2 separate regions of the Homo sapiens genome follow, and region 2 is linked to region 1. A link is a loop called in an ENCODE intact Hi-C map of the cell type or tissue named here. Cell type or tissue: GM12878. All regions are shown on one strand. Each heading gives the region's core, and the rest is flanking DNA. Links, peaks and the distances in the headings are about the cores only.

Region 1 (10,486 bases), core at 4,196-6,695:
GATGTCCTGGCCCCTTTGTCAGCCAGCCCCAAGTGTGTCAGTCCCATCGTTAACGCTGGGCTTTCCCATTCTCTCCCGCAGAGGGGCACAGCCGAACCCTTCCCGAGGCTCCACAACTTGTACAGCACCCCTCGCTGCGCGCAGCAGGCCGCCCTGCCCCGGCTGAGCCGCAGGATGGCGAGCCAGCACTCCTATCCACTGAACCGCTTCTCCTCCGTGCCTTTAGACCCCATGGAGCGCCCCATGTCCCAGGCCGACCTGGAGCTGGACTACAACCCGCCGCGGGTGCAGCTCAGCGACGAGATGTTCGTGTTCCAGGACGGGCGCTGGGTAAATGAGAACTGCCGCCTGCAGTCTCCCTACTTCTCCCCATCCGCCTCCTTCCACCACAAGCTGCACCACAAGAGGCTGGCCAAGGAGTGCATGCTGCAGGAGGAGAACAAGTCTCTGCGGGAGGAGAACAAGGCCCTGCGCGAGGAGAACCGGATGCTCAGCAAGGAGAACAAGATCCTACAGGTCTTCTGGGAGGAGCACAAGGCCTCGCTGGGCCGAGAGGAGAGCCGGGCCCCCTCGCCACTGCTGCACAAAGACAGCGCGTCCCTGGAGGTGGTGAAGAAGGACCACGTCGCCCTGCAGGTGCCCCGTGGCAAGGAGGACAGCACCCTGCAGCTCCTCCGGGAGGAGAATCGCGCGCTGCAGCAGCTGCTGGAGCAGAAACAGGCCTACTGGGCGCAGGCAGAGGACACGGCCGCCCCTGCCGAGGAAAGCAAGCCCGCCCCCTCACCCCACGAGGAGCCCTGCAGCCCCGGGCTGCTGCAGGACCAGGGCTCCGGCCTCTCCTCCCGCTTCGAGGAGCCCAAAGGGCCTCCGGCCCGGCAGGAGGACTCCAAGGAGCTGCGCGCCCTGCGGAAGATGGTCAGCAACATGTCCGGGCCCTCCGGGGAGGAGGAGGCCAAGGTGGGCCCGGGCCTGCCCGACGGCTGCCAGCCCCTGCAGCTGCTGAGAGAGATGAGGCAGGCGCTGCAGGCCCTGCTCAAGGAGAACCGGCTCCTGCAGGAGGAGAACAGGACCCTGCAGGTGCTACGGGCAGAGCACAGGGGCTTCCAGGAGGAGAACAAGGCCCTGTGGGAGAACAACAAGCTGAAGCTGCAGCAGAAGCTGGTCATTGACACCGTGACCGAGGTCACCGCGCGCATGGAAATGCTCATCGAGGAGCTCTACGCCTTCATGCCGGCCAGGAGCCAGGACCCCAAGAAGCCTAGCAGGGTCTGAGGCCTCGGCCTTGCACCGGGACGCCGAGTTTGGGACACCGAACACTGGGCAAAAGAGAATCCCCTGCCTTCCTTTGTCGTCCTCGCCTTCCCCAGCCAGTTCGTACCTATTGAAAAGCAGCGTTAGCAGCCTTCCTAAACTCAGAGTTTTAATAAAGGTGTGAGGAGGCTGGGGCCAGTTGACACCAGCATGCTGCCTTTTTCTTTCTTTCTTTCTTTCTTTCTTTTAATAAAAGATAGACAATATTTTAGAGCAGTTTTGGGTTCACAGCTAAACTGAGCAGAAAGTACAGGGAGTTCCCATAGACTCCCGTCCCACAAATGCATAATCTCCCGCATTATCACCATCCCTCCAGAGAGGTACACTAGTGACAGTCTTTGAACCTACATTGACACATAATTATTCCAAAGTCCGTAAGTTTGTATTAGGGTTTGCTGCTGGTGTTGTACATTCTGTGGGTTTGATCAAATGCATAGTGACATGTAGCCACCATTGTAGTACCATATAGAGTATTATAGAGTATATGTAGTACCATATAGAGTATTTTCATTGCGCTAAAAATCCTCTGTGCTCTGCCTGTTCATCCCTCCCTCCCCCTCCAGCCTCTGGCCACCACTGATCTTTTTTACAGTCTTCATAGTTTTGCTTTTTTCAGAATGTCATATAGTTGGAATCGCCAAGTGTGGAGCCTTTTCAGGTTGGCTTCTTTCACTTGGATATGCATTTAAGTTTCCTCCATGTCTTTTCATAGATTCAGAGACTGCTCATTTCTTTTTAGCACTGAATAAAATTCCATTGTCTGGATAGATCACAGTTTATCCTTTCATCTACTAAAGAACATCTTGGTTGCTCTCAAGACAATTATGAATCTGGCTTCTTCTCTCTTTTCCCCTGGTCTCTTCTTTACCTCTGCCTTCATTATTGTCTCTGTTTTTCTCCTTCAGTTCTTCCTTTTTTTCCTTAGTTTTTTCTTCCTCCTCTTCTCTTTCTCCTATCCTTCTTGCTCCCTCATCATCTCCAATTTCTGAGGCTATGGGGGTGGGGGTAGGTCTATGGGGGAAGAGATCACCCTAAGCCAGGGCTTTTCGATTGTGCCTTTATTATTCGGGGCTGGATAAGTCTGTGCTGGGGTCTGTCCTGTGCATTGCACAATGTTTACCAGCATCCCTGGCCTCTACCCACTCAATGCCAGTAACAGCCACCTGGCTCCCAGCTGTGACAACCAAGTATGTCTCCAGACATTGCTGAATGTCCCCTGGGGGACAAATTTCAACACTACTATAGGTTTCTCCAAGTACCATTGATTGAAACACAAGTCCTAGAAATACACTGAGAAAAATAAAGGTTTGCATGAGGAAATGCTGCTAGAATCCCCTCGGGCAGATTCATAATCATACTCTGACTTAAAGGTCCTAACAAGTCCTACAGTGAAGTAATCTGCTTATCCTGGATGAACCCCTAATTACCCAATTTGATGTGATCTTGAAATCTTTTTCTGTGTTTTCTCTGTTATTCACCCAGTTTGGGAAGGAGTGCCCTGTGCTCTCCCCAACCCCAGGCTCACTTCCCTACCCTCGGATTCCCTCTACTTACTCATGGTTCACACTTACCAGTTGGCTGCAAGAGATGAGGGTGGTTGGCTGTCAGGCTTACTGGGGGCAGGTGCAGAGGCTCAAGATTTGTTGTCCTGGGCTTCAATGCCCATTTCAAAGTTGGACATACTTTAGAGTCAAGAAATTGAAAGGTACTCCTAGGTGACTATAAAAGGGAGTTGGTCAGTGGTTCCTAAACTTTGCTGTATAGTGGAATCACCTGAGGGTCTTTGACAAGTATTGACACCTGGACCCCAGCTTAGACATTATGATTTAATTGATATTGGCTGTGACTGGGCAGTGGTGCATGTAAAAGCTCCCCAGGTGATTCCAATATGTAGCAAAGTTTAGGAATCACTGTAGTAGGATAGTTAAGCCTTCTGATTCTCAATGTAATGCTGCATTCACTAGTAATGAAAATAAGTGAGTAGTCACATGTTAAGGAAAGAAGTTTACCCATTTTGCTGATGGAAAACTGATCTTTGTATTGAGACAGACAAGAGTTTGAGACTGGAATATCCTCACTCCTCATCCACTGTTCATGCTGGCTAAATTTCTGAGACTTGAACAAGCCAAAGGCAGTCACCCGCACCCACAGAACTCTTTGCACACCACTTTTCACTTGATATGACCTCCAGTAATCCTCAGAGCCCTGTAAGGAAGGCAGTATCATTTCTTCCACAGATATGGAAACAGGAACTCCAAGGGATTTGCAGAGGTTAGCGAGCTAATAAGAGCCAAACAGGGAATTCAGTGTAGACCAAATGACTGCAGATCTCAAATTCCTTCTATGAGACCAGATTGCCAAGTAACTCTGGTCTCTGAAAATTAAGTTTAAAAGTGGCTTTGGGGCCAGGAGTGGTGGTTCACACCTGTAATTCCAGCACTTTGGGAGGCTGAGGTGGGCGGATTACTTGATCCCAGGAATTTGAGACCAGCCGGGGCAACATGGTGAAACCCCGTCTCTACAAAAAATATATAAAAATTAGCTGGGCACTGTGGCATGTGCCTGTAGTCCCAGCTACTCGGGAGGCAGAGGTGGGAGGATCTCTTGAGCCAAGGAGGTTGAGGCTGTGGTGAGCTGAGATCACACCACTGCACTCCAGCCTAGGTGACAGAGTCTCAAAAAAAAAAATTGTTTTGGTGTCTGTTTCTCAGATTTAGGAACTTGTCAAGTCTTACTCAAAATAGCATCAGAAATTCCAAAGGAGGGAGAACAAAATGACAGGAGTATTTCCTCTCGCTGACTACACACCTGATTTTCATACAGGGCAGAAGGTGACCGATGTCTACACAAAGGCTAAATCACTTATCCCCTGTGGCCACCAAAATCTGAAAAATGGGAAGTTGTTTTTGATAGGCCTCTGGCCCTTTGCTGTTTTTTGCCCTCCTATATTTGGTAAATTAATCATTCAGGGCATAATGATGTACCATAATTTGTCTAAGTCAGTATAATAACCCTGGAGTGTAGGGTTCTTTTTGTTTTTTTGATGAAACCAAATTGATTTATGTGATTCTAGACAGAAGACAAAAGGCACACTCCCCATGTTTGTGTTACAAATATTTAACTTGGATTAATGTATATAACAGCAGTTGGATGTTTTCTCACAAGCTGACAGAACTCAGAGAACATTATACTATTTAACAGTGTCAACTTTTTCTGTCAGGCAGAATCTAAATGGGTGAAAAATTAGCAAGACGAGCCATAAAATATCATTTTTATGGAGTGGGGGAGATTTACTTCAAAACAATGTTTCATTGTGTAATGCAATCTGTCATAGATTAGCTAGCAATCCAGCAGGATCTAACCTTGTGGAACAGAATGAAATTTCATTCTTCAAGGAGAGTATCCTTTAAGCATCTAGGTTCCTTTCGCAGCTTTTTCTTTGTCTGCCTCCTGGTCTAACCTTAAGTCCTTCTCTAGGAACCAAAGTTGTTTCCTCTTGCAGGGCAGGTCTTGGCTTCATTCTAAACATTCAGCTTTTCCTGTCTTCTTCCATTTGGCCCTTGACTTGACTGGCTTTCTTGGTTGCTGGATTAAACCCTCCTGCTGAATTGGCTGAATCCTGTTAATAGGTCTATCTGGTGCCCTAAGTTGTGGATCAGGTCAAATAAAGAGGAACATTCACAACCTAAAACAACTAGCTAGTGTACAACAAAAATAAAATCCTAAGCCCCCCAGCCGACTGAATAGGCCTCCCCTTCTTGGCTAAGGAGACCTGAGAGGAACCTGAAAAACTGAATTTCTAGCCACGATGGGAAGGGAGGTCAGATGTGCCTCATAATACTGCCCCCTTTTGGAGTTTAGGCAGAACTGACCAGCATTAACATTGAATAGAGATCGCAAGACCGACAACACAGACGCTTTGTGGCAGTAAGATACCAAGTTCCAACCTTCTGGCATAGCATCATATGACAGCAGACCCCAAAAGAAATAAAAATATTTTACCCCAAAATATATTTCTTTGGCATATTTTGAAATGGCCTGAAAAACTGTCTCTTGAGGGGAGGAGGGAGAATTTGCATCTACAGAGAATTCTCATTAATGCAACTAGGCCTTCCCTTTCTAGGTCTTTCCCAGATCTAGGAGAGATTAAATGATAACCTGACACCTTTAAGGTCTGAAAAGAGACATTTATTATCTATTCTTGCTGAAGTCTGCTACCGGAAGCTTCACGTACATAATAAAAACCTTGGTCTTCACAATACCTCCTTAACGCAAGCATTCTTTCTACTGATTTGAATTTAGACAAAGCATAACTTTTTCAACCAGTTGCCAATCAGAAAATCTTTGAATCCACTTGTGACCTGTAAGCATCACTCCCATCCTACCTTTCACGTCACACCCCCCTGCCAGGTGTATATGGGATGTATACCTTCCACGTATTGATTTATGATTTTACCTATAATTTCTGTCTCCCTAAAATGCATAAAACCCAAATTGTAACCCGACTGCCTTGGGCACACTTTCTCAGGACCTCTTGAGACTGTTCCCTGGCTGTGGTCACTTATATTGGCTCAGAATAAACCTCTTTAAATATTTTACAGAGTGTGGTTTTTCTGTTAACACTAGTTAATGGAATCTCCAGAATTAGTTTGGGGAGGAAATTTCAATAGGGAAATCATTTATGCAAGGATGGTCATCCAGAGCTTAGCAGAGTGCCAACAATAGGAAACAGAATCAAAACAACTCTGAAGGAAATCCTGTTGGTTTCTGCATGTCTCAGATTCCATTCTTGAACTCTTCCCTTTCTGAGGAATTTCCATAAAATAGGGTGACCTCAGTCTGCATGTTGTCAATGCTTGCTGGAGTCCAGTGTTAAGCTGGGCAGAGCAGGAAGCAGCTGAAAGGAGGGTAAACTGACACAATGTATCTGATAGAGGAAGTCGAGACTCCAAAATCCTCCTTAGTCTCTGTCAGCATATTGTCCTCCATATTGAATTTCTGATTCATAATGAGAAACATCTTTTACTGGGGAGCCATGTCATTTTTAGAATATTCTGGATATACCAAGAACAGCTGCTGGGAATCAGCTTTCTTTCCATTCATAATATTGAGCCCGAGTTGGTCTCCTGGTCCTTTTGCAGCAGACAGAATGCTTGTGCTTGGAGATGCCCACCCCCTTCCTCATTTGCATGCTGGTCTTCTCCAATCTGAGCACTTATCAGTTTCTTCAGGTAAACAGTTATTTCCAGATTCCTTACCCTCTTTGTTCACTCAAACAATGGTCTTTGTAACTGAGAACAAACTTAGAAGCAGGTGACAGATTATTTTTAATGCTGTCAGGACAAGTGGCTAATTTATGACATTTTCTTTCTAAGCTTGCCTTTATTCTTTGCAGATAGGATGATTTGGAACTCTTCATTGGAAATCCTCACTCGGTGGGAACATTAAGTCCAAACCTTTTTCCAGCAATTGGTCAGATGTCACTCAGGGGTGCTGTGGGATGGAAGAGAGTTTCTTGGTTGTTAGTTACTTTATATGGGGCTATGATTTGATGGTTTTCACCTTTTTCCTCTCCTTTAATCAACCAATCACCAGATAACTGTTGATCCTATCTCCTTTATGGACCTTGAACCCTTCTACTTCTTTCTATTTCCATGGGCTCAATCCCCGTCTAGCCACTGTTGTCTTCTGGGTGATTGCTGCAACTCTGAATTGATATGTCTCCAGTGTTACTTCTAGCCAATTTTCCATGTTGCAACCATACTGGTTTTCTTAAATGTGTGAATGTAATCATGTTATTTCCTTACTTAAAATTTCTCACTTTCCGTTATCTTTAGAATAAAACAAAACTTTATGATGAGTTTCTGTCTTAAATGTAGATGCTACTTAATATTCTTCTGACCTCCTGAATTGTTATCATATCACTGCTTCTCAGGACCCCCACTGGGCTCCTTTACAAGTCAACATAACTTAACCAAATGTCATCCCTATCTCATGGAAGTTATATCCAAAGAGGATAAAGATTCCTCCTCCTGGGAAGGGCAGGCAGAGCTTTGAGGGAGATGTACTTGGAGAACTGAAGACAGATGGTGCCATGGACTGAATTTTGTCTTCCCCAAATTCATGTTAAGCCCTAATCCACAGGGTGATAATATCTGGAGATGAGGCCTTTGGAAGATAATTTGATTTAGATGCGGTTATGAGGGAGGGACCCTCATGATGGTATTAGTGTTTGCTCTCGCTCTCTCCCTGCCACGTGAGGACACAGAAGGCAGCTGTCTGCGAACCAGAAAGGCCTTCACCAGAACCCGATCATACTGTCATGCTAATCTTAGACTTCCCAGCCTCCAAAACTGTGAGAAAATAAACTTTTGTTGTTCAAGCCACCCAGTCTATGGTATATTGTTACAGCAGCCATACCTAAGACAGATTGGGATACTTCACTTGCTAGATGGTTGTAATGAATCCACCCTGGACATGATTGTGCTGCTGGGTGTCAAAAACTGATAACCTCTCACCCTGATCCTTACCTTTAGTAGAGATCATCTACTGAACAAGTTTGAACTGGCAGCAAGGACTTCAGGGTCAGGCTTCTGGAGATGGGTCTTAGCTCCACTGCTTACTACGTCACCTTGGGTAAGTCATTTCACCTTTCTGTGTTGGTTCATCAATCAAATGAAGAAAATAACAGTACCCTCTTATATCAGGTATCTACTATTGCATTACAAACCCATTCAAAACTTGATGGTTTGAAATAACCATTGATTTTGCTCACAGTTCTGCAGTTTGCAAATTAGTCTGGGCTCAACTGTGCTGTTCAGGTCTTGGATGGGCTCCCTCATGCACCTGTGGTCAGCTGGCAGTTTGCTAGGTGGCTCTGCTTCTGGCGGTTGGCTGACAATTAGGACCCCTTGGTTCTGCTACATGCGGTCTCTCATCCTCCTGCAAATTACTTCAGGCCAGGTCTCAGGGCAGAGGCAAGGGTCTAAGAGAGAAAGCAGCTGTGTGCAAGGCCTCTTGAATCCTAGGCTTGGAACTGATTCATCCTTACTCCTGCTGACCGCATTCTACAGGTGAAAGCAACTCACAATACTACCCCAATTCAAAGGATGTGAAATACCTTCCACCTGTTGATGGCAGGAGCTGGAAAGGACATGGATACAGACAGGGAAGCCATTGATTGGGACCATCAGTGCATTTAATCTACCATACTACCGTCTAGATTGTTGTGAGACTCAAGTGAGACACATGGAAAATGCTTAGAACAGAGCCTACTACACTGTAAGTACGCAGTAAATATTAGCTGTTATTATCATCATAATCATATTTTTCTGTATATATTTAAGAATATAGATAAAAATTACAGAAATTCATGGAAAATTGCCTCAGAGACTTTTGAGGATTTTTCAGTTTGTTAAAATAGAGTGATTTTTTGTGGTTCCTGAAAGAACTGTCTGGAGTCAGTCTCTGGGCTCCTCTTTACATGCTTAAACACAGATTCATTGTGAGGGTTGAATGAATTAATGTATATAAAATGATTAGCTCAGCCCCTGGAATGTAATAAACACTAATAATGGTAGCTATGATTATTATTTTCCTTCAACAGGGTCAATGATTTGGTAAAGAATGTCCCTTTTACCCAGCTTCAATCCATTCCTAAAATGCATTATTGGCTTAACATGGTGCCGAGAATGCAAATCTAACAGGTGAAGTCAGTGGATGAAGTAGAAGTAGAACAAAGTTTTATGATGGAAATCTCTCATGAACACATAGGTGTATATACATTAGATAAATAGATAAGGTTGGTACAAAAATAATTGTGATTTTTGCCATTACTTTCAATGGCCAAACCCACAATTACATTTGCATCAACCTAATAGTAAAATGAGCCCCTGGCTGGGCGCGGTGGCTTATGCCTGTAATCCCAGCACTTTGGGAGGCTGAGGCGGGTGGATCGTGAGGTCAGGAGATTGAGACCATCCTGGCTAACATGGTGAAACCCCATCTCTACTAAAAATACAAAAAAAATTAGCTGGGCGTGGCAGCGGGCACCTGTAGTCCCAGCTACTTGGGAGGCTGAGGCAGGAGAATGGCATGAACCTGGGAGGCAGAGCTTGCAGTGAGCCCAGATCATGCCACTGCACTCCAGCCTGGGTGACAGAATGACACTCCCTCTCAAAAAATAAATAAATAAATAAATAAGCCCCTACACCTTCATTATGTAGCTTCCACAGGTCAACTGATGGCTAATCTTTATTTCCCCAACATTTTTTTTTCAGTCAAGTTTTTTGTTGTTGTTGTTTTAAAAAAAGCAAATTCTATACATCACCTATAAATGTTTCAGTAGGTACCACTGAAAGGCATTTTGTTTCGATTTTTTATATAATCACCATGTTATCATCACACCTGTCCAAATTAACTGAAGGTCCTGAATATCATCTAATACCCAGAGCAGAATAAAATTTCTCCCAGCATCTGTCTGATCCAAACAAGATCCATGCATTTCATTTGTTGTGATGCCTCTTAAGTTTATTTTTTAGAAGAAGAATTTTTGTGCAGTTCCTGGGGCATCCAGAATTGGCTAGTGTCATTTGAGATCAGGCGACAGGAACATAAGACAGCCAGGCCCTGATGTGCTCATTGTAGATGTGCCAAGGTGGTCTTCTGAATTTTTTTCTGCATCTGTCAGGAAATACTATGGTTCCCATTGGGGTATCTAAAGCTCCGTTGATTTAGAACTATTCAGAAAGCTGCTCCCTAGAGCTATGGGGTGATGTAACCAATATTGCTCAGGTGGTGAGGCTTTGTTTATTTTAAGGTCATTTGAAAGAATTGAGACCTACACGATTATCTTGGGATCTGATGCCTTGGAAAGAAAAGGGGCAAAGGAGCTACTTATGCTGAGGAAGGCTCCTTGCAGTGCTGAAGCATCCAACAGATGACAAGGGGGCCCCAAACGAAGGAGACTTTAGTATCAGGCTGTCACACAGCAAACCAGATTGATCGATTTTCCTCCCTCCCTCAGTCCTTTCTTTCTCTCATTGTTTCTCTAAGAATGTTGGCTCTAGCATTCAAATAGGACTTTGGGAGAGAAGAGAAGATACCAGTAGCCTTCAGTGTTTTCTTTGCTTGTCAGAAGCAGGAAGCCTTTAAAAACAAAACAATAACAACAAAG
Region 2 (10,486 bases), core at 3,682-6,181, 95 kb before region 1:
AGAACCTGTTGTTGGTCTATTCCAGCGTTCGACTTCTTCCTGATTTAGTCTTGGGAGGGTGTATGTGTCCAGGAATTTATCCATTTCTTCTAGATTTTCTAGTTTATTTGTGTAGAGGTGTTTATAGTATTCTCTGATGGTAGTTTGTATTTCTGTGGGATCAGTGGTGATCTCCCATTTATTGTGTCCGTTTGATTCTTCTTTCTTTTCTTCTTTACTGGTCTGGATAGTGGTCTATCTATTTTGTTAATCTTTTCAAAAAATCAGCTCCTGGATTCACTGATTTTTTTTGAAGGGTTTTTCGTATCTCTATCTCCTTCAGTTCTGCTCTGATCTTAGTTATTTCTTGTCTTCTGCTAGCTTTTGTATTTGTTTGCTCTTGCTTCTCTAATTCTTTTAATTTTGATGTTAGGGTGTCGATGTTAGATCTTTCCTGCTTTCTCCTGTGGGCATTTAGTGCTCTAAATTTTATCTCAAAACACTGCTTTAGCTATGTCCCAGAGATTTTGGTATGTTGTGTCTTTGTTCTCATTGGTTTCAAAGAACTTATTTATTTTTGCCCTTATTTTGTCATTTATCCAGTAGTTATTCAGGAGCAGGTTGTTCACTTTCCATGCAGTTGTGCGGTTTTGAGTGAGTTTCTTCATCCTCAGTTCTAGTTTGATTGCACTGTGGTCTGAGAGACTGTTTGTTATGATTTCCGTTCTTTTGCATTTGCTGCAGAGTGTTTTGCTTCCAATTATGTGGTTGATTTTAGAGTAAATGCTATGTAGTGCTGAGAGGAATGCATATTCTGTTGATTTGGAGTGGAGAGTTCTGTAGATGTCTATTAGGTCTGCTTGGTCCAGACCTGAGTTTAAGTCCTAAATGTCTCTGTTAATTTTCTGTCTGGTTGATCTAATATTGACAGTTGTGTGTTAATGTCTCCCACTATTATTGTGTGGGAGTCTAAGTCTCTTTGTAGGTCTCTAAGAACTTGCTTTGTGAATCTGGGTGCTCCTGTATTTGGTGCATATATATTTAAGATAGTTAGCTCTTCTTGTTGCATTGATCCCTTTACCATTATGTAATGAATGCCCTTCTTTGTCTTTTTTGATCTTTGTTGGTTTAAAATCTGTTTTATCACAGACTAGGACTGCAACCCTTGTTTTTTTTTTTTTTTTTTTTTGCTGTCCATTTGCTTGGTAAATCTTCCTCCATCGCTTTATTTTGAGCCTATGTGTGTTCTTTGAATGTGAGATGGGTCTCCTGAATACAGCACACCAATGGGTCTTGACTCTTCATCCGATTTGCCAGTCTGGGCCTTTAAATTGGAGGATTTAGCCCATTTACATTTAAGGTTAATATTGTTATGTGTGAATCTGATCCTGTCATTGTGATGCTAGCTGGTTATTTTGCCCATTTTTTGATGCATTTTCTTCATAGTGTTGATAGTCTTTACATTTTGGTATGTTTGTGCAGTGGCTGGTACCAGTTTTTGTTTTCCATATTTAGTGCTTCCTTCAGGGGCTCTTGTGAGGGAGGCTTGGTGGTGACAAAATCCCTCAGCATTTGCTTGTCTGTGAAGGATCTTATTTTTCCTTCACTTATGAAGCTTAGTTTGGCTGGATATGAAATTCTGGGTTGAAAATTATTTTCTTTAAGAATGTTGAATATTGGCCCCCACTCTCTTCTGGCTTGTAGGGTTTCTGCAGAGAGATCAGCTGTTAGTCTGATGGGCTTCCCTTTGTAGGTAACCTGACCTTTCTCTCTGGCTGTCCTTAACATTTTTTCCTTCATTTCAACTTTGGTGAATCTGATGATTAGGTGTCTTGGGGTTGCTCTTCTCGAGGAGTATCTTTGTGGTTTCCTGAATTTGAATGTTGGCTTGTCTTTCTAGGTTGGGGAAGTTCTCCTAGATAATATCCTAAGGTGTGTTTTCCAACTTGGTTCCAATCTCCCCATCGTTTTCAGGGACACCAATCAAACGTAGGTTTGGACTTTTCACATAATCCCATATTTCTTGGAAGCTTTGTTTGTTCCTTTTCATTCTTTTTTCTCTAAACTTGTCTTCATGCTTTATTTCATTAAGTTGATCTTCAATCTCTGATATAATTTCTTCTGCTTGATTGATTTGCCTGTTGATACTTGTGTATGCTTCACGAAGTTCTCATGGTATGTTTTTCAGCTCCATCAGATCATTTATGTTCTTCTTTAAACTGGTTATTCTAGTTAGCAATTCCTCTAACTTTTATCAAGGTTCTTAGCTTCCTTGCATTGGGTTAGAACATGCTTCTTTAGCTCGGAGGAGTTTGTTATTACCTACCTTCTGAAGCCTACCTCTGTCAATTTGTCAAACTCATTCTCTGTCCAGTTTTGTTCCCTGGCTGGCAAGGAGTTGTGATTCTTGGATCACAACTTGGATGAGAAGAAGCATTCTAATTTCTGGAATTTTCAGCATTTTTGCCCTGGTTTTTCCTCATCTTTGTGGATTTATCTACCTTTGGTCTTCTCTGTTGGTGACTTTCGGATTGAGTTTTTGTGTGGATGTCCTTTTTGTTGATGTTGATGCTATTGCTTTCTGTTTGTTAGTTTTGCTTCTAACAGTCAGGCCCCTCCTCTGCAGGTCTGCTGGAGTTTGCTGGAGGTCCAGTCTGGGCTCTGTTTGTCTGGGTATTATCAGTGGAGGCTGCAGAACAGCAAAGGTTGCTGCTTGCTCCTATCTCTGGAAGCTTCGTCCCAGAGAGGCACCTGCCAGATGGCAGCTGGAGCTCTCCTGTGTGAGGTGTCTGTCAACCTCTGCTGGGAGGTGTCTCCCTGTCAGGAGGCATGGGGGTCAGGGACCCACTTGAGGAGGGAGTCTGTCCCTTTGCAGAGCTCGAGTGCTGTGCTGCAAGATCCGCTGCTCTTTTCAGAGCCGGCAGGCAGGAACGTTTAAGTTTGCTGCAGCTGCGCCCACAGCCGCCCCTTCCTCCAGGTGCTCTCTCCCAGGAAGACAAGAGTTTTGTCTATAAGCCCCTGACTGGGGCTGCCGCCTTTCTTTCAGAGATGCCCTGCCCAGAGAGGAGGAATCTAGAGAGGAAGTTTGGCTACAGCAGCTTTGTGGTGCTGTGGTGGGCTCCTCCCAGTCTGAACTTCAAGGTGGCTTTGTTTACATTCTGAGGGGAAAACCTGCCTACTCAAGCCTCAGTAATAGTGGATGCCCCTCCCCCGACCAAGCTCCAGCATCCCAGGTTGACTTCAGACTGCTGTGCTGGCAGCGAGGATTTCAAGCCAATGGATCTTAGCTTGCTGAGCTCCATGGGGGTGGGATCCTCTGAGCTAGACCACTTGGCTCCCTGGCTTCAGCCCCCTTTCCAGGGCAGTGAATGGTTCTCTCTTGCTGGCATTCCAGGTGCCACTGGGTTATGAAAAAAACCTCCTGCAGCTAGCTTGGTGTCTTTCCAAACGGCAGCCCAGTTTTGTGCTTGAAACCCAGGGTCCTGGTGGTGTAGGCACCTGAGGGAATTTTCTGATCTGTGGATTGTGAAGACCGTGGGAAAAGCATAGTATCTGGGCCAGAATGCACTGTTCCTCACGGCACAGTCCCTCAGGGCTTCCCTTGGCTAGGGGAGGGAGTTCCCTGACCCCTTGTGCTTCCCAGTTGAGGTGATGCCACACCCTGCTTCGGCTTGCCCTCCGTGGGCTGCATCCACTGTATAACCAATGAGATGAACCAGGTATCTCAGTTGGAAATGCAGAAATCACCCACCTTCTGCGTTGGTCTTGATGGGAGCTGCAGACCAGAGCTGTTCCTATTTGGCCTACTTGCTTGGGAATCCCTGCAGTTTCTTTTCCCATTCTAAATAAATATTCACTTTTGCAACTAAATTCATACTTATGATTTTATATTATTTTTCTTGAAGAGGGTCCATCAAATTGTATAAGCTCCAGGTGTTCACAAAACCTGAAGAATCATGAGTACCCTGCACCTACCAGGTATATGTTAGTGGGTTTTTAAACATTGTTTCTTGGTGACCTGTGCCAGGATCTTGGGAGGGGGGTGGGAATGCTTCCAAAAAAGGGAAGTTCAGTGGAAGAGATGTGGGACACAGAGAACCCAAGGCTGCTCTGCTTGGTGATCCCATAGGAGCTAAGCAAGTGGAAGGTGACCAGATGATGATCTCTGACTTTCCCCCTCCTCCTCCTGATGTGGAGAAAGTTGGAGAAAACAGAAGAGAGGCCAAGTCCATACCAGTATCAGAGGGTATGGGGAGGAATGTAGGAGGAACAGGAAGACAGAGGTCCTATGAAGTGTCCAAAGAACTCTTTAGACCACACCCCAAGGATCTCTTGAGCACAAAGGAAGAATTTGAGGCTGGGTTATGACAACAAGCTTTGCTGGTGATGGGGATGAGAAACTTGTCAAAGACTACTTTTGAAAGCTACACCTCTCAATTATACTCGGGGCAATGCCAAGGGCTGGCTTGGGGAAACTTCTATAGCCCCCTATAATCTTTATCGACCTCACCTGAATCTAAAAAGTGTATTTGTTGTGCAAACACAGCTTCAGGACAACTTTCCTAGCCCATCACTTCCAACAGTCCATTGGACCTAAATCCCTGTCACACAGACACTTCCATGTCCACTCGCTGGTGACTGGAGTCTTGGTTGTTGTCATGATAAGGTCTTCCACAAGATGGTGCTCTTAAGTTTTGTTTTTAAATTTTTTTTTTGTTGATAGATTGATTACTATGTCGATATTTTATTGAACACCTACTTTGTGGTAGCATTGTTCTAGGAGGTGTTATAGATACAAGCTAAGCAAAACAGACTAAATTTCTGTTTTCAAAAAATTTTAAAAAGTTGTGATTTTTATGCTCTCAAGGTGAAACTGAACAGTGATGTAAGTGTCCCCATTTATGTTGCTGATATTATGCTACATTTCCGACAGTTGCACATTTTTCTTTCTCTAGACTGATGTGGCCTGGAGGAACTATAGATTCTTTTATTATTTGGCTGGGGAAAGAATTACCTTTTATCTGTCTGTGTAAGCTACCTTTTGAGATCCATCCTTTCGCCAGGGAAACACCAAATCTTAATTTGAATAATTCCAAATTGTTGCTAAACACCAGCTGATCATTCTAGGGTCTCAGCTTTGGGTTTGCCTGACATCTGAGTAAATTCATGGCTCCTTTTAAAGAAAAATTCTGATAGGTCTTTCAGGTATCCCAGTGACCTGCCTTCAAGTAAGGGTGAGATGGACTTTGATCTGGGTGAGAATTTATCAGACTCTTTTGCTTTCATAAAAAAAAAGTTGGTCCTGCTATTTGACCATCTACCCCAGAGAACGCATACAAAGAGTTCATCCTTGCCAAAGGCAAATTTGAAATCACAATTGCAAGAGACAGGCCTGAGGTCCATGTGAACTGCCCATTCCTTCAGGTTCAGTAAGCTCTACGCTTGTTCCAAGTTAGATTCCCGAAGGCAACATCTTTCAGGACATTTACTATACTAGCTTGGCTGCTTCCAGAAATGCCTTTACTTAGCTATGATTGAAGAGTATGCCCTTGATTTTTATTGCAGGCTAATATAAAAATGGTCTTAAAACAAATGTTTCTATACTTTCGGCAAAAAGATCTGTTAAAGCCATCCACCTTACAATTCCATGTTTTTAGTGTAAGGATTCACAAGAACCCCAGATTTATATCTAACCACCTGCTCGACTTGACATTTCTACTTGGATGTCCTGTAGGCATATCACATCTAATGGGGCCCAAACTGAACTCCTGATCTTCCCCCAATGATCTGCTTCTCCTTCAGTCTTTGTTATTCAGTAAACAGCAGCTCCACTGCTCAGACCAAGCAACCCACAACCATCTCGAGTCCTCTTTCTCTCTCTCCGCACGTGCAACCTATTATCAAGCCCTGTTGCCTCGAGCACAGTCCAGAATCGAATGGTTTCTCATTACCTTCTCTGGACTGGGACCTGTCACAAGTTTCCTAACTGACCCCTCTGCTTCTGCCCTTTGTTCCCCTACATCCATGCTCAACATAGCAGCCAGAACCATCCTTTAAAATGCGTCTGGTGCTAACACTTCTCCACTCAAAATCTTCCCGTGACTTTCCATCTTCTTGGGAGGAAAATCCCCAAGGTCTCCACTTCCCGTCCTTCCCTGCCCCACCCCTGACTTGATGTCCTCATCATCTGTTCCTGATTCATGTTGCCAAGCCACACTGGTCTCCTGTGCCCCCATCTCTGGGCCTGGGCACTTGCTTTTCCTTCTGTCTGGAAGACTCTTCCCTAGATATCCACACAACTGCTGCCTCTTCCCCTCTGCGACTCTCCTCAAATGTCACCTTCTCAATGGGGGGTTTCCTAAACCCCATGTATTGAAACTGTATATAGGAGGCTGTATGAAAACTGCAGCCCCTCTCTGAGCTCTCTCTTTTCTCCCATCCAGCTTTACTTTTTTTCTACAGCACTTACACTCTCTGACCCATGATGTATTCTATTTATTGTCTGTCTTGTCCGACTGGAACGTGAGCTCCCTGGAGGTAGGGATTTTTATCTGTTCTGTTTTGTTCACTTCTGTATTCCAAAACCTACTTAGAACAGTGCCTGAGACATAGTAGGTTCTCAATACATATTTATCGAATGTATAATTAAATTCTCATGGAATTTAGTGTCAGGAGAAAAAAGATATTTCATGTTAAAGCTGCATGTCCTCAGGAAATATAATTGATGTGATACATTTTGTAATTTATTTTTGGTTTTACTACTAGGAAGCTCAAAGTCAAATATAGGAGGAATTAGAATTATGGTTTTGTCCATGGTCTCTAGCTTAGTCATCTTCTTCCTTTATATGGTGGATGGGTTTTTCTTTGGCGATGGAGTTTCACTGTGTCATCCACGCTGGAGTGTGGTGGCTATTCACAGGTGTGATCATAGTGCACCACAGCCCTGAACTGCTGGGCTCAAGTGATCCTCCAGCCTCAACCTCCCAAGTAGCTGGGACTACAAGTACATGCCACTGCACCCAGCTCTCTGTGGTTTTTATTACCCTCCCTTTCCTTTTAACTTTCATTTGAACAGCTTCGTGCATAGGTATATCCTCAGGTAGTATTCATGGACCTTTTAGGTTTCCTATAAATATTTGTCAAGTGAATGCATTGCAAGCCATTTTAATTTCTTCTGGATATAAGTGGGAGATATATATATATTTATATATATAAATAATACGTTATTAATGATCTATGATATAACTAAAAAAAAGCAATGGGCTAGAAAGGAGTAGAAGGTTATTAGGGGAGGGGAGGTCGATGGGAAAGAAGCTTTCCTTGTGATTTACGGCTGGGGTGAGTATAAGATTTGTCATCCAGCCTGGGACCCTTATGGCAGTGAAGATATGAATAATTTTGCTCAGACAATAGGCATGAACTGGGACCATTCCCAGTGGGAATGTGATAACTAGGCAAACATCTGTCAAACTAGGACAAATGGCAAAAGTTTCCAATAGGAGTTTAATAACGTTTTAGCAGTTCCAAAGGTTTCCAATAGGAGTTTAATAACCTTTAACAAAGGTTATGGTTTACCAATAACAGTACAAATGTATTCTCACTTTTTAATCTTAGTCAAGAGTTTATTTAACCTTTCTTATTACCAAACCTTACTCAAGACTCATTTACAACTCAGAATAGAATTTTTAAAACATTCATTAGTTAGGCTGAAGTTCAGAAAAGTAAGACTAAGTAAAACGGTTTTCATTGCCAGGACGAAACAAAAGCCACCGTGAGGTGCCACCAGCACTGAATAGAGATATGTTCCTCTACATTAGAAAAGAGTTTCAAAAGCAGATTAACTTTTGTTGTTGTTTCTTTTCTCAGCATTGACTTTGGCAGAGCATTTTTAAAACCTGGTAAAGAGGAAGCAGTGAAAAGCAATAGAATCAAAGGGGACAAACAGAAGGATACCAAATAGAGTTACTCCCTGGAGCTCAGAGAAATTCTGCTGATTTCCACAGGCAGCACTCCCACCCTGAGTTCCTGGGTGCACTTTGAGCTAGGTCTGGTGTTTGCCTACCCCTGAATCAAGGGGGAAGTGAGCTGACCTCACTTCTCTTCCTGCCTTCTGTTGCTCCTTCATTTCCAAAGCCAGGCTTTCTCTCCTCTTCAGCCACTGGCCTCGAAATGACTCATTCAAAGGCCAATTCCTTAGGTTGCTGGTAGTAATAAGAGACCCCAGAGCCTAACTGAAGTTTCCAGAGATAACATCTATTGCTTTCTAGCATCTGCCTGTTACACTGTGGAGCCAAATGAGGTTAGGCTGATAGCAATTTATTTTTCACAAAACCAAGCTGATGGCTTCTCTTTACCTCATATTGTTCCAATGACTGCAAACAGACTTGGGGAAAATCCATTTTAACATTGGTCCAGATATTACAGTTTGGTAGAATACTCTAAAGTTGCCAGGGGCACCTTTTTTCTTTACAAAGCAGGGTACTACCTTTATCTTCTTTTAGAGCCCAGGCACGGGGATGGGACAGGGGGCTTGCTTTAACCCTTATCAGGGTCTTACTCGTACTAGGTTCTGTGCATCATGTCCTGCTTAGTGGTAAGGCTTCTCAATTCTTAGTCTCATTTGGATTTCCATCTTCTCATTTTAAGAATGAATGGCTCTGACAATAGAAACTCAGATAACTTTTTTCTAAAGAACAACAGGGGCAAACTAGTTTTTGAAAATCCTGTCTTTTCATATATTGATAGTCAGTGTTTCCTCCCCCAGGGCAGTGCTTCCTTTGGTCCTTCTGTAATTGAAGAATGAAAGAACACCCTCCAGGATGAATAGTTCCCTTATGTGTCTTCAAGCTCTTTGCCTCATCCAGCCATAAGAAGTTGTACCCCAGGGTAACCGAGGCTAGGGATTATCTACAGGCCCAGAAATATAAGAAGAACAAACAGATCAGCACATTGCTATCTTGGCTTTACTGTACAGAGCCCTTAACCACATTTGAGAGTGTCATAAGAAAAAAATAATCCCTGAATAGTTAAAAAGAAAAACAAAGAGAAAGAAATCAAACACCATGTGGATCTCTCTCTTTGGTTGTACAGCAGATCTAATTCTGCTGTACGTGGTGGCTCATATAGAAGTTTTTTTTTCCTTCTTGTGTTATATCCTGCCTAGAAAATTTAAATCTCTTAATAAGCTAAAGGGTAAAGAGGTGTGCTTCAAGTTCCTTTACCTTATTTTTAGCAGGGTGATCAGCTTGCATTTGTGACACTCACAAGCTGTATGTGCCTTTGTAGGGAGCCAAGCACAATATGTTCCTTGTGGATTGGAGGGACTGAGCTTCAGTCAAGCACCCTACTGTGGGGGTCACTGACTGAGTCCCTTGAACAAGGCAGATAAATGCCAACCACAAGAACACTGCTTCTCTGGAAGCAAACTCGGGGGATGTCTGGTCTGAAGCAAGCTCAGCGGTTGTCCCAGCCCAAGAGCCCTCTGCTACCACCCTGGATGGACCAAGCCCCTTCTTAGACATAGATGACCCCATAGCTTCCAAGGAAAATCCTGAGCTGCCCCAATGCTGGTGGCAATTGGTAGCAAGCCTTCTTTACAGTTCTTCCTGGATCCCGTTGGAGAATCTCCCTGGAAACTGATGGAAGGAACCTCTTATGGTGCACTTATTTGCCGCAGGGTTTCTTGTTCTCTGCTCGTATAGTGATTTGGGGTAGAGGTAAACTTTGTATCATCAGCATTTAAGGATGATCAGATTTAACTGTATCCAGGGATTGAAAGAATTTTTCAAAGCTTTTCTCCCCTGGCCACACTGAGCAAAGAGAACATTGTCTTTTAGGAATCAAGAAACATTTTGCATCTCAAGGCAAAGCTTTGCTGTAATAAAAAGATGATATGAGCTGCCAGTTAGCTCAGGCTGCTTTTGGATGTAAGGTCTGTGAGGCATAAGCAGAGTGCTTCTAAATTGAGGGCAGGTTCATTGCAGGGTGTGAGCATGGATCTGAGGGCAGTGTTCTCAAGGCAGGGATAAACGGAAGGCTCCGTGGAATCTGGCCGCTCCATTTGTCTACACTCTCACTTGGTTCAGCCAGGCGGATGATGAGCCACAGTGTAAAATAAAGAGACTTTGAATTATTATCGCAAAATGTGAACAGTTTTTATAACCTGTTCTAGGGGATGATGAACTCATCAAGGGAAGAAAGTTGCCTGGCTCCAAGAGAGCAGAACTGTGATTGGATGCCTGCGTTCCAGTGATTATAGTTCCTTTTGATGCAGTTAGGATTGGGAGCGAAGGTCAGAGTGGGTATTTCAGTAGATATATGAGAGTGGATTTTGGATATAAATTATGCAACACTGGAAGTTCAACACAGATACAAACTGAGCAGCTCCTTCTTGGTGTTTGGGGATTTATGACTGATTTGTGGTCTGCTTATGAATGGGAATAGGTCGCCCTTCAGTTATGAAAGTATTTTTCACGTTAGGATGCTCATAATTAATTAGGGGTTCATG

What was found. Hi-C counts contacts between places; a loop is a spot of excess contacts. Peaks named below come from ENCODE experiments on the same cell type or tissue, not always from the same donor. Only the 100,000 strongest peaks of a DNase experiment are listed, where the experiment ranks them.
Region 2: it touches region 1 in a loop (11-fold over the local background); 18 of 110 quality-filtered maps call a loop at or near these places.

What each region holds. Positions count from the first base shown.
Region 1 is chr13:45,713,101-45,723,586 of GRCh38, forward strand. It overlaps CBY2 (chibby family member 2), which reads left to right. Exons shown (of 3, transcript NM_152719.3): 3 at 82-1,459. The coding sequence ends at 1,272. Among named protein-coding and RNA genes, the nearest start is that of CBY2, 16 kb to the left of the region's middle. In GM12878, for the core only: a CTCF peak has its summit at 5,173 (motif pointing left); a DNase peak (open chromatin) is centred at 5,107; H3K27ac peaks cover 188 bases.
Region 2 is chr13:45,619,042-45,629,527 of GRCh38, forward strand. No RefSeq gene overlaps it. Among named protein-coding and RNA genes, the nearest start is that of ERICH6B, 8.5 kb to the left of the region's middle. In GM12878, for the core only: a CTCF peak has its summit at 4,648 (motif pointing right); a DNase peak (open chromatin) is centred at 4,680.